Linked DNA regions of Mus musculus: region 2 is linked to region 1. Evidence: chromatin contacts called from ENCODE Hi-C or POLR2A ChIA-PET data. All regions are on one chromosome and are shown on one strand. Each heading gives the region's core, a stretch centred on a gene start or an enhancer-like site at or near the end of the contact. The rest is flanking DNA. Distances are from core to core; before and after follow the strand shown.

The links. A loop is a pair of places that touch in the nucleus more often than their neighbours do. ChIA-PET counts read pairs that join two places held with the same protein, here RNA polymerase II (POLR2A).
Region 2: a loop to region 1 is called in a map of heart, with 2.0 times the contacts of the local background. The contact joins the enhancer-like site here to the promoter of Lgalsl in region 1. A Hi-C loop is called at or near these places in 2 of 37 maps with a recorded cell type or tissue (both heart). POLR2A ChIA-PET finds 5 or more read pairs at or near these places in 1 of 5 experiments (embryonic stem cell).

What each region holds. Positions count from the first base shown.
Region 1 is chr11:20,826,446-20,834,173 of GRCm38, reverse strand. Lgalsl (lectin, galactoside binding-like) reads left to right here and starts at 3,066. Exons shown (of 5, transcript NM_173752.4): 1 at 3,066-3,200; 2 at 3,827-3,898; 3 at 4,048-4,136; 4 at 4,728-4,905; 5 at 7,659-7,728. The coding sequence starts at 3,165.
Region 2 is chr11:20,868,329-20,876,056 of GRCm38, reverse strand. No RefSeq gene overlaps it. Among named protein-coding and RNA genes, the nearest start is that of Gm22807, 24 kb to the right of the region's middle. Within about 2 kb of position 3,061, at least 1 of the 3 ENCODE cell types and tissues checked has a DNase peak (open chromatin) inside an H3K27ac peak, as active enhancers do; it is heart, where a contact is called at or near this core.

The DNA.
Region 1 (7,728 bases), core at 1,817-4,316:
GAGATGTAATTAGACTTCAGGTTCAGTCACACAGTCCTGTCACACTCTGGCAGATCAAGCACTGGACTCAGGTCAGTGGTCTCTTGGAAATCGCTGAAGGTAAGCTGGAGAGAAGGCTTGGGTACGTGGCAGCGACTCCCAGAACAGGCACTAATCTGGCTGTGAGGAGTCTCCAAACACCTCCTGTTCACAGCACCAGCTCTGAAGGCAGAAGCAGGGTCCTCTGCCTCCTCCTTGCCAGGCTTCTGTTGCCATGTGGAAGGGGACAAGGGGACATGGAACTGCATCTTTGAAGCCCCACGCTCCTCTAGGGAATGGGTCATGACCATCTTCTTCAGAGGGAGGCTTTTATTTTGGTCTGTAATTAAAACACACACCGGAGGCTGAATCTAGCTTCCCCATAAATAACCGAAGTTAATGAAATGTTCAAAACTAGTGTTGACTGCCAAGTTTTACAGCATTCTCCTAATTGTTTGGGTATGAGAAAATTCTGTGTATGTCTAAAAGAATCATTTGATAACTAGGCCATAGTTCCTAAAATAATTAAAACCTGTAATCATGTTTTGAAATACAGAAAAGTTGTTTGATAAGTTGTGCCCTCCTACCTAAGTAGGCAATCAAAGAATGCTGAGTTTGGAGATTTTTTTTTTTTTCTTGTGTGAATGTTGCTCATAAGAGTGGAGACTGGCTTGACAAAAACAGTTATTAAAAACTAAGTGCCTAATGGACTTAGAGCAGTGTGTGGGGCCCTGTTTGTTAGAGTGGGCTGTGGCTTCCCTTCCCAGTGGGAGTCTGAGGGAATCAGCATCATGGGATAACAAACCTCAGCAGTGGGATATTTTGCAAATCTTTGTTGAGTCCCAGTTCTTAGAGCAATTGGGCAGGGTGGTGGCCCAGCTGCAGGCAATGGTCTCCTCACAATGTCAGAAATCTGTGAGCACAGATGCAGGTACACAGAACCTGAGCCCCCTCCTCCTGTCCTCCTGCCCTGGCTACATGCTGCCTGTTCTCTGGCCCTTGTTACATCAGCTACAGGGATGCGTCAACATCAGAGAGTACAGGTCCATGATGTGACTCAGTGCCAGTATGCTTGCCCTGCACATACAAGGCCATGGGTTTGCTCCCCAGAACCTCCAAAACCAAACCTCCTCTCCCTGGCTCAGAAACTTCCAGTGTCTTTCTGTTCCCTTCAAGTAAAAGGTGTCTCCAAGACCTCAGCCTTCACTTCTGCTCCACATGTCCAGCATTAATCTACAGGTCCCATCTTGCAAACTTTATCTTTACAGTTCCTGAGCCAGCAACCTCTTCTGGAGGTTGAGCCAGCCCTCCCTTTGTCCCTCCCTTCCTCCCTCCCTTTCTCCCTCCCTCCTTCAGAATTCTCAATGTCACTTTCCCAGACTACCCTACTTTAATAGCATCATCCTGCACTCTCCTCCTCCCCGCCTTATTTTTCTGTCTTACTACCTATATACTTGCAAGTTTGCTTATGTCTGCCTCTCCTCGCTACAATGTAATTTCAGCAATGCCCCTGCTAATTCTCAGCTCTTGGTCAACAGCAGACACTCAAAACTGTTGCTTAGAATGTGCTGAGTGTTCTTCTGGGGAAGGTGTGTGAACCAATTTATTAATCTTCACAGTAATTCAAGATAGGATCATCGTAGTAATTATTATCATGTCTGATGAAGAAATTAAGGCACGCTACTATCAGTAATAAGAAACTAAATTTGGACCCAAGACACCAGCCCTTTATAATAACCATGATATATTGTACCACGCTTAGCTAATAGCAAATAATTCAATGATTTTTTCCCTATGCTGACTCTTAGAAATTCAGAGAATCAAAGTATGACTTTAAAATATCAAGTTTCTTGTAATTGCCTAGTATGTTAGAATAATTAATAGGTGTGATTCTCAAGCTCAGATGAGTAAACAGGAGCAAAATGGGAGCCACAATGACAACTCTTCAGTCTCTAATTCTGAGAACCACTTCCACAAAGGCTCCGACTGTGGATTACAGGCATGTTCCCTGTCCCACAGAGATTACCATGATTAGCACTGGTCCATAAAGGGACACAAAAGCTGCAGAGACGCCAGGTCCCCCAAAGGGCCCCTCTGGGACTGTAGCAGCTCACTTGCTCAAGCTCCTTGCTTATTAGTGTGGTGATTCACACAGTGCATTGGGCAAGCCGAGTATGTCACCTAATAGAGAGTATGTTGATACAGCCTTATCTGAGAAGTTACATAATTATGCTAGTGTCAGGATACCATTACAGGAGTCTGAGCCTTAGCGTGAAAGAGGAGTGTATTCCCTAGGAAGTATTACACAAAGAAGGACTGGAGACTCCATTACCCCAAACTAAGCAAGTGACGTAAAATAGCTAAGGACAGAAACTGTGTCCACTTCAAGTTGCGGCTTGGCCGGGCACCTGCTGAAGAATGCTTCCGGGACCCCGACACTAGCCTGCGCTTCCCTGGGAACAGAGGGTTGGTCGGCGCTCAGCAAACTGTCCCCCTAGAGTCCTGGCTGCTTCTTTATTTAGGGTCAAATATGTACAAGCCTTGGACCTCCATTCTCCTTCTCCTCCAAACAGTGCAACTATCTTTCCTCCCACTAGGTTGGAATTCTCTGAAAGAAGCCATACCAGGTCTTCCTCTTTGGAGTCCTCCACCTTCTCTCGACCTCACTCCTGATCCACCCCCACAGTCCCCCAGGATGCGGAAGGAGGTGAGTGAGTAGGGTACCGACCAGGAGTGTCCCCAGCACCTGTCACCTGGCCCACCTGGGCCCTCCCTTCACCCCTTTCCCCAGCCCCACCCACCTTCCCGCCGACAGGCCACCGCCCTCCGGCCTTCAGCCGTGGTCCAATGGCCGTAGGGCAGGGCACGCTTAGCAAGCCGCGGCTCCCGGGCCCCGTCCCCGCCCTGTTCCCGGTTCTCGGTTCCCGAGCCGAGCCCTGCCGCCTTTAAATGCCACCCCAGGCCAACGCACTGCGGCCCTCGCCACCGTCATCCCCTCGCCGCCGCGATCTCCGCGCCGCCCGCCTCCCTTCCCCCTCCCGGGCCTGCGGCCGCGCCAGCCTGGGGCGTGCACGCGCGCCCGTGTGTGCGCGCGCCCGGCTCGGACCCGCGCCCGCCGCCGCGTCCCCGGCGCTCGCTGCAGGAACATGGCGGGGTCGGTGGCCGACAGCGACGCCGTGGTGGTGAGTGCAGCGGCCTCCCGCGAGGCGGGTAGCTCAGAGGGCCGGGGCAAGGACTACGGACCCGCGGTGCCGCGGGAAGCGCGGTACCTGTCAGCCGCCGCGGGGTGCGAGCTCGGGGGGCCCCGGGCGCGGGGCAGGAGGGCGCCGGCCAGGTGCGCGCTGGGCGCGTGTGCGTGCACGTGGGTTAGTGTGGGGCCGCGGTCCCGGCGTCCGGGATTTACCCCTTTGGAAACGGTCCCGCGCCGGGGGCTCCGGAGAGAAGCCGAGCGCTGCCGCTGCACTCCAGCCACGTCCCCGAGGACAGGCCAGGGGGCAGAGACTCCGGGAGCGTTTGTGCTTGGAGAGGGGCCTGCCGCCCACCTACACGGGCTTTGCTTCCCGGGTGGGCCGCGACCTTGAATTTGATCCGGTCTCAAGAGCCTGGGGATCATCAGAGGCTTAGACCGGATGGAAAGGCCGGGTTTTGTTTCGCGGTTATTTAATGGGCTATAAAGAGGCATCATATGTATGTGTGTCTGTGGAGGGCTGCTGGATCACTACAGATTTGTGTTGATTCCTCATCCTTCCATTCACTCCCTAATAAACAAGGGTCTGTGGAAAGCCAATCTGTGTGCTTCTATTTTTAGAAACTTGATGATGGGCACTTAAACAACTCCTTGGGTTCTCCAGTTCAAGCCGACGTGTACTTCCCACGACTGGTAAATCAATGTGCTCCGTGTCTCTGCCTTTATCCTTTTCCCCTCTGGTGCATTTCCTTGCTTTCTAATGGGTCTGATTCTCAGGGCTGAGGGTTTGGCTCGTCTCTAACAGCCCATAAACATCCTGTCTCTCCCCTCTTCCTTTGCAGATAGTTCCATTTTGTGGGCACATTAAAGGTGGCATGAGACCAGGCAAGAAGGTATTAGTGATGGGCATCGTAGATCTCAACCCCGAAAGGTAAGGGCAGAGCCCTGCCATTGCTGAGTCCCGCGGCTGCCTCCTCCCCTTACCCTACTTGCACAGTGTCACTAGTTAGGAGTGCCAAGAAAGTACCATGTTCCCATGAAAAGAATGTGTATCAATCCTAGCCATCATCTCTGCAGATAGCTATTTATATCAGTGATGATAAAAATAGGCCTACAGTTAATCTTTGACCCTTGAGAAGGCCAAAAGACTTCTTTTTTTATGGTTTTGAAACACGGTAGTCGTAACCAAACCTGTTAGAATAAATAAGAACCAAACTTACAAGATGTTTCCCTTGTCAAGTTCTGTGGCTGTTTTTGAGAACTCTGAGATGGATTAATGCAAGGGTGGCCTGAGGCATTTGAAGTCTTCAGTTGTAATTATTTTCAGTTCCACTGGAGTTTTCACCAGAGCCTACTTTAGGTAACAAAATCTATTGGTTTGAGTGTAATCCTTAGTGTCTGTGTTTAAACTGTGTAAACAGTAGCAGCCCATTAAAAGCCGATGAACCCACTGGAGGAGGAACTGGGTCAAGTTAAAATGTTACATCTGACTCCTGGCTAAGTGACACTGTTTTCTTTTTAGCTTTGCCATCAGCTTGACCTGTGGAGACTCTGAAGATCCTCCTGCCGATGTGGCAATTGAACTCAAAGCTGTGTTCACAGACCGGCAGCTGCTCAGAAACTCTTGTATCTCAGGAGAAAGAGGCGAGGAGCAGTCGGCAATCCCTTACTTTCCATTCATCCCAGACCAGCCGTTCAGGGTAGGTACCTTGAGTGCCTGATGCAGTGTTGGCAGGGCCCCTACTTACTCTGTATCTACTGTGTGCCAAGAGCTCTTTAAGAATTTCTTCATGTCCAAGAAATTTGTTGCCCGGAACTTGTCTCGAGGCCGAGAGAAAAGAATAAAAAACAACAAAAGAAGTCTGTTTGCTGATAGATGTTAATGCTTGCCTTAGTAGCTCTTGATTCTCTTCAGACCATATGTTTAGTTAATGGATGCATATATGCATACCTAATTGCTAAGTACTTAACTGTAATTCTACTTAGCCAGTGCGGAGGTATTAATTATTGTTAACTTCTGGGGTGGTGCTAGGGACTGAACCTTGTGCACATTAGTTAAGGTTTCTACAACTTAGCTACACTCCCAATCCTCGTTTTGATTTCTGTTTTGAAACAGGAACTCTCTAAATTCCCCGGCTGGCCTTGAATTTGTAATCCTCCTGGCTCAGTTTACAGAGTATTTTAGATTACAGGCCTATGCCATCAGGTCAAGCTGGGGTATTAATGTAGTAATAATTTTCTGTGTAATTCCCAATATAGTGTGAGGCACATAAATAACCTACCCCCAAGTATCTGATTGATCACTAGATATTAGTAAGTATCCAGAATTTTCATGTTTCTTGGCCTAAATACCTCAAAACCTTATTAGTTATGGGTTTAAAACAATTTAGTGGTTATCATTTCATTTTCTCTTGTTCACTTTGCTAATGAGTCCATATTTGTATAACTATTTTCCCGTGTGGGTTAATTAAGCGTGTCTGTTTCATGGTCATAAGCTGTGTGGCTGACAGGTTTCTTCCCTAGGGCTTGGGTAGAGCTCCTTGGCTCCCAGTCTCTAACAGGCAGGAAACAACCCAGTTTGCCACCCCATCAGGCAGCAGTAGCACTCACTACCTTCCTCTGCAGGACAAATAAGAGGTGCAAGTCAGTAATATAAGAACAGACTTGTGTACGGGTCAGGCCTGGAGATGAGGCTGCTGTCTGCATGAATCGTACCATACGTCAGTAACGGCACCTCGGTTAAAAGCTCTGTGCTACGTATAGACCAGAGTAAACAGAACTGCTCTTGATACCTTGCACTTCACGTGGGTCTTCTCAAGAACCGTGACTGTTTCTCTTTCCTTAGAGTCTAGAACAAAACAAAAATCCATAACTTTTTTACATCAGTAAAGGAAATGAGATTGTTCCCCTTACGACCGGAATCTAGGACGTTTCCCCATTACCTTAGCTCCTCCTTTAGAATGGTAACCCCTTGCGGGCTCCTCTTGCTATGCCACGTTCTTACATGGTAAGCCGTGTGTGTGTGTGTGTGTGTGTGTGTGTGTGTGTGAGCTTGCAAACTGGAAGGCAATTCAGGTGCCATCCTTAGGAACACCACCATCTGCCTCCCTCACTAGCCTGGATCGCACTGATTAGGCTAAACTGGGCTGGCGAGTGAGCCCAGATCCCCACCACTCTACTGCTGGTATTACAGGTGCATTCAGAACCTGCCATTCTTGTGGGAAAATAGAGAATTATACTTGGGTCCTCTTACTTACCAGTCGAGTATTTCCTCAACAGAGCTATCTCAGACGGTAAATCCTTATGCCTGGTTCATGATTGTGAGCTACTGACTAGAAGGGTTACATTGCTTCCCAGCAACAAAAAAATGTAGTGAAATAAGCTGGGTGGTGGCTCACGCCTTCAATTCCAGCACTTAGGAGGCAGGGGCAGGTGGATCTCTGTGAGTTCAAGGCCTGTCTGGTCTACAGAGTAAGTTTGACGACTACCAGGGCTACACAGAGAAACCTTGTCTCTAAATAAAGTTTACACAAATGGAGTGAAATAGAACTTTTTGATGGTATAATTTAAGCAGTAATATGAATTAAATGTGACTGATACCACATATGGCATCCCTTAATGATAACTGTCAATGCTTTTCTACAAGCATCATAGCACAGCCAATTCATAAGCTCTGTGGTGGCCAGGAGGTGGTGGCTCATACCCTTGGTCCCAGCACTTGGGAGGCAGAGGCGGACAGATCTCTGTGAAATTGAGGCCAGCCTGGTCTACAGAGTGAGTTCCAGGACAGTCAGAGCTATATGAAGAAGCCCTGTCTCAACAAACAAGCAAACAAACAAAATCCCAACAAACCTCTGTGGTGAATTATGGAGAAAGAGAGGGAAAAGGTTTACCATGTGGAGTCAGTGTTTGTTTGTTTTAACAAAGCCTTGTTAATTACACATTCTTGGTCCAATGCTTATTACTGTGTAATCTCCCTTAGTGTTTATTTACCATGATTGTCTAGACTATTATTAGATGCTGCTAAGGGCTACCAGCCATGCATCAGGAGAGGCCCCCCTGCAGGTAGGATGGCTTGTTTGGCATCAAGTGTCATGTGAAGAGATTGGTGCTCCTTCACACCTCTACCTGGAATATGGGAGGAATTGTCTGTTCCAAATCTTTCACTGGTATGGAGTGGTGATTCTCTCAGTGGGTTCCCTGCTCCAGCCTTAGCACTGGGGAGGGTGCAGATTTTTAGATCGAGCTCTGGACTTCCTGAATTGAGAGCTGGGGGAATGGGAACCCAGCAGTCTGCACCCTAGCTAGCATTCAGCAATTTGTGATGTTTGAGATCTACGGTGGGCCTTGCTTATCTTCTCCACAATGAAGTGTGGTTATGTTGTTGGTTTCCCCCTTACTCCAGCAGGATTCATCCAAAATTATGCATTGTTATTATTTTTGTTTCTTCTAGGTGGAGATTCTTTGCGAGCACCCACGTTTCAGAGTGTTTGTGGATGGACACCAACTTTTTGATTTTTATC
Region 2 (7,728 bases), core at 1,812-4,311, 42 kb before region 1:
AATGAATCTTGCAATCTGTGTATCCTTGTGTTTTTTGTAGACCCGTCTTTCTACTTTTCAATAACCTCTTGTACCTACATTCATTTGGGGGGAGTGTGTATGTGTGTGTGTGTCTGTCTGTCTGTCTGTCCGAGAAAGGGTCTGTTGTAGCCTAGGTTGGTGGCAGATTTTGTCCTAGGCTATTTTTGTTTCCACTGAGGTGATTGTGTGGCATTCTCTCCTTTATTCTGTAACTGTTTGAATTACACTGATTAATGTTTCCAATGTTTTATCCACTCGTCAGTGGTCTAAGTAAGCCCTAGCCAGATGTACTGTCGTGACTGTGGCTGAATCCCCTGTCTGAAGGATTCTGTGTCACAGCTATAGCCATCTGACATTTTCATTTCTTTGTCAGGTCTTAATATCAAAGTTTTGGCAACTTTATGAAATGACTTAGTAAATTTTCCTCTCTCTCCTTTTGAAATTGTCTATGTAAGGTTTGTAATTTTCTCTTTTTGTTTTAATGGCACTCACAAGGGAAGCACTTTGAATTGGAATTTTCTTTATGGGATGCTTTTGACGATTCTATTTCTTTATAAAATACCGATGATTTCAAAATTTCTGTTTCTTCCTATGTTAATCTGCCCTCTTTAGGGTATGGATGTTATGTACATACATGTGAATGTGTGTGAAAGACATACCTCATGCACACGTGTGTCATGTGTGGAGGCTAGACTTGCCATTAGGTGTCTTCTTCTGTTGCTCTCTATTAACCATTAGAGAAGCAGGGTCTCTCACTGACCCTGAATAGCTCCAGTTGCCTATACTACTTGGCACCAAGCAGCAAAGAACATTTTGTGTCAGTGTCCCCAGGATTGGGGATATAGACACACACCATTGTGCCCTCAGTCATAATGCCCACTTCTTACGTGGGTGCCAGGGTTTGAACTCATAGCCGCATACGTACCCAGCAAGTTCTGAATCCCATGGAGCCAGCTCCACAGCTGCACCGACTCTTTTTCTGAGCTGTGGTTTTACAGAATTGGTTTGTTTCACTTGTTATTGCTGTCGGAACATAATAGCTCATACCTGGAGATACTGACTATCATGGTATCTATAGACTCAGTCATGATCTGCCTTCCTCATCGATGTACTTTCTCTTTTCATTGATCAGATATTCATGGGTTTATCATTTTAATTAAAGTTTTTCAAAAAACTATTTTTCACTTAAAAAAAAATCTCGGTGGGTTGGTAGTGATGCCCCCGTTTGATCCTAGTCCTCTGGAGACAGATGGAGACCTGGTCTACAGAGCGAGTTCCAACATAGCCAAGGCTACACCAAGAGACCAACTTTAAAAAAGAAAAATCCTTTTATTTCTGGTATTTTTCTGGTATTCTCATTGCTAACTTTATATTTATTACTTTCTTCCCTTCTTCGGGTTTAATTCCTTTAACTTTTCTACATTTTACAGTAGACACTTGAATTATTGATTTTACATCTTTTTATGTTTTAAATATTTTAGTTTTTTGAAGGTACTAATGACTTCTCATTAACATTCAATTAGACTATCACGCACACCAACATGCACATACACACATACATACCCACACATGCACTCGCGCACACATACACACACCAACCCTTGGCCATGCAAGGTGAGCATTCTACCACTGAGACAGATCCCCAACCTAGAACATTTTCTAATTTCTCTTAAAATTTCTCCTTGATTCATAGCATATGTATTATTTGATACACAAACCTATGTAGTTACCTAAGTTCATTTATTGATGCCTAATTTTTTTCTATTGTGTCACAGAACATACTAATGTTTCATCTTTGAAGCAATTTCTAATGAAACATGCATGGCAAAGCTTATAAAAACTGGGAAGTGGACATTGCAGACATGCAGTGGGAGCTGGAGGAGGAAAGGGTGACTTTCTCAGGGACCAGTGACAGAAAGCTGGTAGAAGGGTTTATTTGAACTGGGTATTGATGAGCAACGTAGAAAAAATGAGAAGCCAGAGGATCCGCAGACAGGACAAGGAAAAGTTAAACATAATATCCTTTCAAAGAAGGGAAGAACTACGGTTATTTCTCAAAGCACTGTTGGGAAAATGCACACAGACTTGTATTCAAATGCTCTCCCTAAGCTCACTGTTCTGGTAAGCTCTGATTCTTGCATGCCGTCTTTCAAGCTGCTTAAAGAATGCCCAGCTCCCTCCGGCACTCTGAAGGTTTATTTATTTCTATTTTGTGTGTTTGGGTGTTTTACTTGCATGTATGTCTGTGTACCATAAGTGCTCAGTACCCATGAAGGCCAGAAGAAGGGGTTGTGGATCCCATGGAACTAGAGTTAAAGATAGTTGTATGTTGTGGATGGCTCCGTGCTGCTTGTATTTTATGTTAATTCTGCTCTCCCAGGAGAGGTTCTCTGGAATGAGGAATGAGTCACGTGCTCAGGTGGTGTCTTGTGAGCCAGTTCCCTAATGAATAAAGGAGCCAATCACTGGGCGAGTAGGTGGGACTTCTGGGTTGGACAGAGGAAAAGAGGAAGCAGGAAAGAGTCAGGTCTTTTTGGAATGGAGACAGACAGCATAAGGGTAAGATGTAGCTGCTAGAGTTTCCCAGTATCATGGCGGGTCCGCAAGGATTCACCACTGGAGGAATCAGATTTTAATAAGCCTTACAAGATTAGGTTTTAGTTGTGCCCAGAGAATGAGTTACCATTGTTTCTGAACCAAGTTTGTGTTGTGTTTTCCTTCACACGGCAGCTTGTCTAGATTAAAGAGAGAAAGGTACGGTAGCAAAGCATGGGTTTGCCTGAGGTGCCCCACAAAGGCCTTGGAGGACTTGTGTAAGCACTGGGTTGGTGTGGTAACGACCCACCATTGGGAATCCAGCGAGCTGGGTGGAGAGATTGTGGAGTTCTGAGTCAGAGTGTCCATGAGATAAAAATAGGTCAGCCATGGCCAGTCAGCGCATGGCTAGCCAGGCCGCTGGAGCAGAGGCACAAGAGTGGGAACATGCCAGCTCGACTTTTAAAAAAATATTTCCCGCAAGAGTTGTGAGCCACATGGGACTTGAACCCAGGTCCTCTGGAAGAACAGCAAGCACTCTTCAACACCAAGCTATCTTTCAAGCTGTTCCCCACTGCCCACCCTGCCACACACACAAATACACACGCTTGCTTTTAAACACTTTGAACTCTAGATCCGGCCACCCCCTATTTCAGAATCTGAAACAGAAACAATATAGTTTAGTGATGAGAAGGGCCAGATTTCATAACTGGAAAGCAATCTGTTACTTTTAGGGTGTTTAACTGTTCTGTGGCTGCTTCCTCTGTCCACAGTGCAATGAGAGGGACACACTGAGCATTCTGCTTTCCCAGTCACATAATCTCCTTTATCTCCTTTCTTGGAAGTTTAAAATCCCCAGTGACATCACTGAAGATAGGCTTAGCTGGTCTGTCTTAAAAAGTCACTCTTGAAAAGGTCATAGTAGGGAGGCAGGAAACCCTGGGGATTTGTGTCGTATGAAAACAGCTACTGGGTGCTGGAGAGATGGCTCAGCGGTTAAGAGCACTGACTGCTCTTCCAGAGGTCCTGAGTTCAATTCCCAGCAACCACATGGTGGTTCACATCCATCTGTAATGGAATCTGATGCTCTCTTCTGGTGTGTCTGAAGACAGCTACAGCATACTCATATTTATATATGAATTTAAATTATATATAATTTAAAAATTAAGAAAAAGAAAAACAGCCACTGGCCAGAGTCCTCTGAGTGGTTGAGGCAAGCAAACCTGAGCCCAGACCACAGCACTTCAGCTGCAGCTCAGACCTACAGGCATCTTTGGGAATTCACATTCGTCAGCCCAGAGCTCCAAGGCAAGAGATGGCTGTTTCTTGCTCCTTCCTCTGTCCTGGGACCAGAGTATTATCTGTGGAAGTTTATCAAGTGAATGAGCTAAGCTGGGCTGCTTTCATTGTCCCCTAAGCTCTGGGCACAGTGGCATGGCCTTTACCCTGAACTTGCAGAAAGTGGGGAGCTGCTGCCACCGGCCGCCACTGCCACCATCTCTGCCTCCGCCATCTTTGGCAGTTCTGGTGGTTGAGTTCCCAGTGTGTTGGCTGGAGTGTTTTCTCATCCCACTCTGCTGCATTCACATCCACATGCCCACCTAAATGCAGCAGTTGTGCCAGCCTAGCCCACGTGCCATGGGCTTGGTTTTCTCATAGATGCCCTGGGAGGAAGGTGATGGAGGGTTGGCCATGGAATAAGAAAGAGCCCTTGAAAGAAAAATTTCAAAAGACCAAGAAACCCCAGCAAGTAAAATGTTTCTATCAAGACCTCCAGTTCTAGACACACAAAAAAATTAGGATTCCTCTGCCTAGGAAAGGTCAATCCAAAGTTGGGCCAAGGAGGGATCGTCTGTGGTTCTTTGACATCTATTGGAAGTTTGGCTTGGTGTCTCATTTTGCCTACCTGAAGTCGGTGTTCTTTTTTTTTTTTTTAAGATTTATTTATTTATTATATGTAAGTACACTGTAGCTATCTTCAGACACTCCAGAAGAGGCATCAGATTTCCTTACGGATGGTTGTGAGCCACCATGTGGTTGCTGGGATTTGAACTCGGGACCTTCGGAAGAGCAGTCGGCGCTCTTAACCGAAGTCGGTGTTCTTTGGCAGAGGCTGTAGATGCAGAAAACAAGCTGGTCCACGTGCGACACATTTCAGCTATGTGTTTACAGTGAAACCTACCCCAAGGACTCCACCTCGAGTGAGCAGTTCCTCCCTGACTGTTGCAACTCTGCCCTCTTTCCCCCTCTGAGAAGGCAGCAGGAATCAAATTCCTTCAAGGAGGGCCCTCTTCCGAGGCAGCCTGATGATGTCACGAGAGACAGAGACTTGGGTGTTAGCTTAGTGCTAACTTGCTAGTGCAGTATTCCCTAGGGTAGGGCTCAGTCTTCAGAACAGCACAAGCATGTGAGAGACACAGTGACCCTGGAAGAGCATCAGGTACCTACAACACATCTGGCTGGGAAGTTCCAAAGCTACATGGTCAGTTCTTAACAATGACCAGTGACCGGGCATTGAAGCCATTTAGCCTGGATGGATCTTAAAGAGTTGATTAACAAACTCTTCCAAATGGAGCTATACATTCCTAAAGACTTTATACCTTGCCTGTTCCCTAGCCACCTGTCAGTAGCTTTCCCACTATCTGCTTTCTGCCTCCCTGTCTTTGCAGGGAGGACTGACACTTGAAGTGTTCAAGCTTAGAAGACATTAGGGTTAATGATGGGAGCTAGAAAGAGATGCAGGTGATGACAAGGCAAGCTGTATGGCATTTGTCTGTGACAGGAGAGAAAAGGAAATGCTGGTGACCCTAGCAATGCCCCATGCAGATTCGCCCAGTACATTTCATAAGCCAAGCCAAATGCTACATGGACATGTTCTGAATGTAATGGGTCCCACAAGCTGGGGTCAAGGCAAACTTGTCTGAAATATTTCCAGCATCTTCTGAGAAGATATCCAGAATGATAACTACTGCAAGCTTACTCAACCTCACTGAAACAGGCGTGCCCCACCTTCTGCTTTGGGGGTTAAGCCTCACTCATGAGCATACATTCATTCCCTTAACATTAGAACTACCTCCTTGTGTACCAGGTGCTTGGGCCTCAACATAATTGCTATGCATTTAGTGATTATATAACCTTGATTCAATTAATTAACAGGTCTTTCTTGACTCAAACCTTGCCCAGGAATGAGCCACATGGTTGTCTGGATAGTAATTAGAACAAGACAAACCAGCATCACCAGTTTCCAGAGTTGGGGATGTAAGGAATTTCTGAGTCATCTGATAGAGCCAACACTCAAAGACCCAGCTCCCAGGGCCACACTCACTTGCCCCTGAGACTCATATGTGGGTCTGCAGCTATTTATCAGTGGCCCCCAGGGCTCTGAGCATCATTCCTTATCTCCAACTGGGCGGGTGAAGTTGAGTTCATGACAGATAATGTTGCAAGCATACAACTCTAGTCCAGCACAAAGAGACAAAAGGCTCATGTGCTTCAAACTCTCATCTGATCTGTCCAATCTCTTGGCCTCTGTCTGTGACAGAAAGCCCACTCACTACTCCTGTGAGGATCCGATGACTCTAGCTGTGGTGACCTCTCCCTGTCCCAACCCCAAATTCAAATTCTGATAACTTTCACTCAGAGACCCCTTATCCTGAGACTTCCTGTGCCACTTCTTTACTTCCTCATCTCTTTCTGCTCCCTGAAAAATAACCCCAGGACCCCAATACCCTGCCAAGATCTGTCAGGAGCTCAAGAGGTGCATGAGGCCCAGTTATTGCCTCTGCCTCAACTTCTGAACATCATCACAGATCCTGCAAAAATCAGAGTAAGTAGAGTGCCCGGTGCCTTATGCCTTATAGTAGAAAATCATTTTGATGCTGGAAAAAATTAGAAAGGAAAATGAAATTGATGCTTGAATCAAAGATCTTGCCATTATATGACATATACAAATAGGAGAATCTAATTTTTCTGAGTCTCATACCAAATTGAAGTACCATGTATAATTAGTTCATAATGGCATTGTACAAGTTTTATAATATTAGAAGTGGATCCTTGTGAGGGCTGGATTGGGGGTGGGGTGGGGGGAGCCATGTGCTTGGTATCATGACTCTGCTCAACATCCAGTGTTAACAAATCACAGAGCACAGTGCCTCTGCCCCTGTGGTGCTACACCGTGAGCAGCTGGATCCTGACCTGTCTTGGTAACTAGACTTGGAGTGCTGGCAGGCAAGAAGCATATCCCTCCAATACTGTGCCTGATTTGTCTCTGTACGGCTCTAGGAGAGATTCGAGAGAGGTCAATCATCAAAATGGTTGAATATCGGCCTCATATACAGTTTATGAAGTGTGGGTTGCTAGACAAACGTGTTGGGTAAACCAGCTCAAAGAGGCTTTTGGTCTGGGCTGACTTACTACTTCACAGTTGACTGTTGGTGCATTCTGGCTTCCCCTTGCACTCACAATCTCAAAAGCACATACATCCTGGGCAGTAACTCCAATACACAGATCAGGAGGTCCTTCCTGTACTAAAGAAAATGACTAGCTTAAAAGAGTGGCCCAAGAGACATTAAAAATAATAAACTCCCATGAGGTCAAGATGGTCAAGATGGCTCAGCCTGAATCAGCAGTCAAAGGCCCTTGCTACCAAGCCTGATTGCCCTCTCTTCCTGGGACCCACATGGTGGAAGGAGAGACCCAACTTCCCCACATCATCCCCTGTTCTACGCATGTGCACACAGTGGTACATGCCATCAAAATGAAAACAATAAAAACGTAATAAAACCTTCAAAATAATTGAGTTTCCTCCAACAGCACAAGTGATCCACTTTACATAATTTGCATCAGCAGCTGACTCCATTCATGAGCTTTGTACGAAGCTCCTGAAGACACTGGGGAGGGAGAGAATGAGGTCTGTGCTCAGCCTGGACAAGCTCAGGGACCAACTTGAAATATTTTGATCTTCACTTAGTTCAAGGTCTGAAGTATGCCAAACTGGCCTGGAAGTCACCACGTAGCCGTTCACCATGTAGCTGAGAATGACTTTTGAGCTTCTGGGCCTCCTGCCTCCACCTCCCAAGTGTAAGGATTACTAAGATAACTGGCCTGGACCACAGTTCCTGGTTTATGTGTGCTGGGGCAGAGCCTAGGTCCTGTGCATGCTAGGCAAGCATT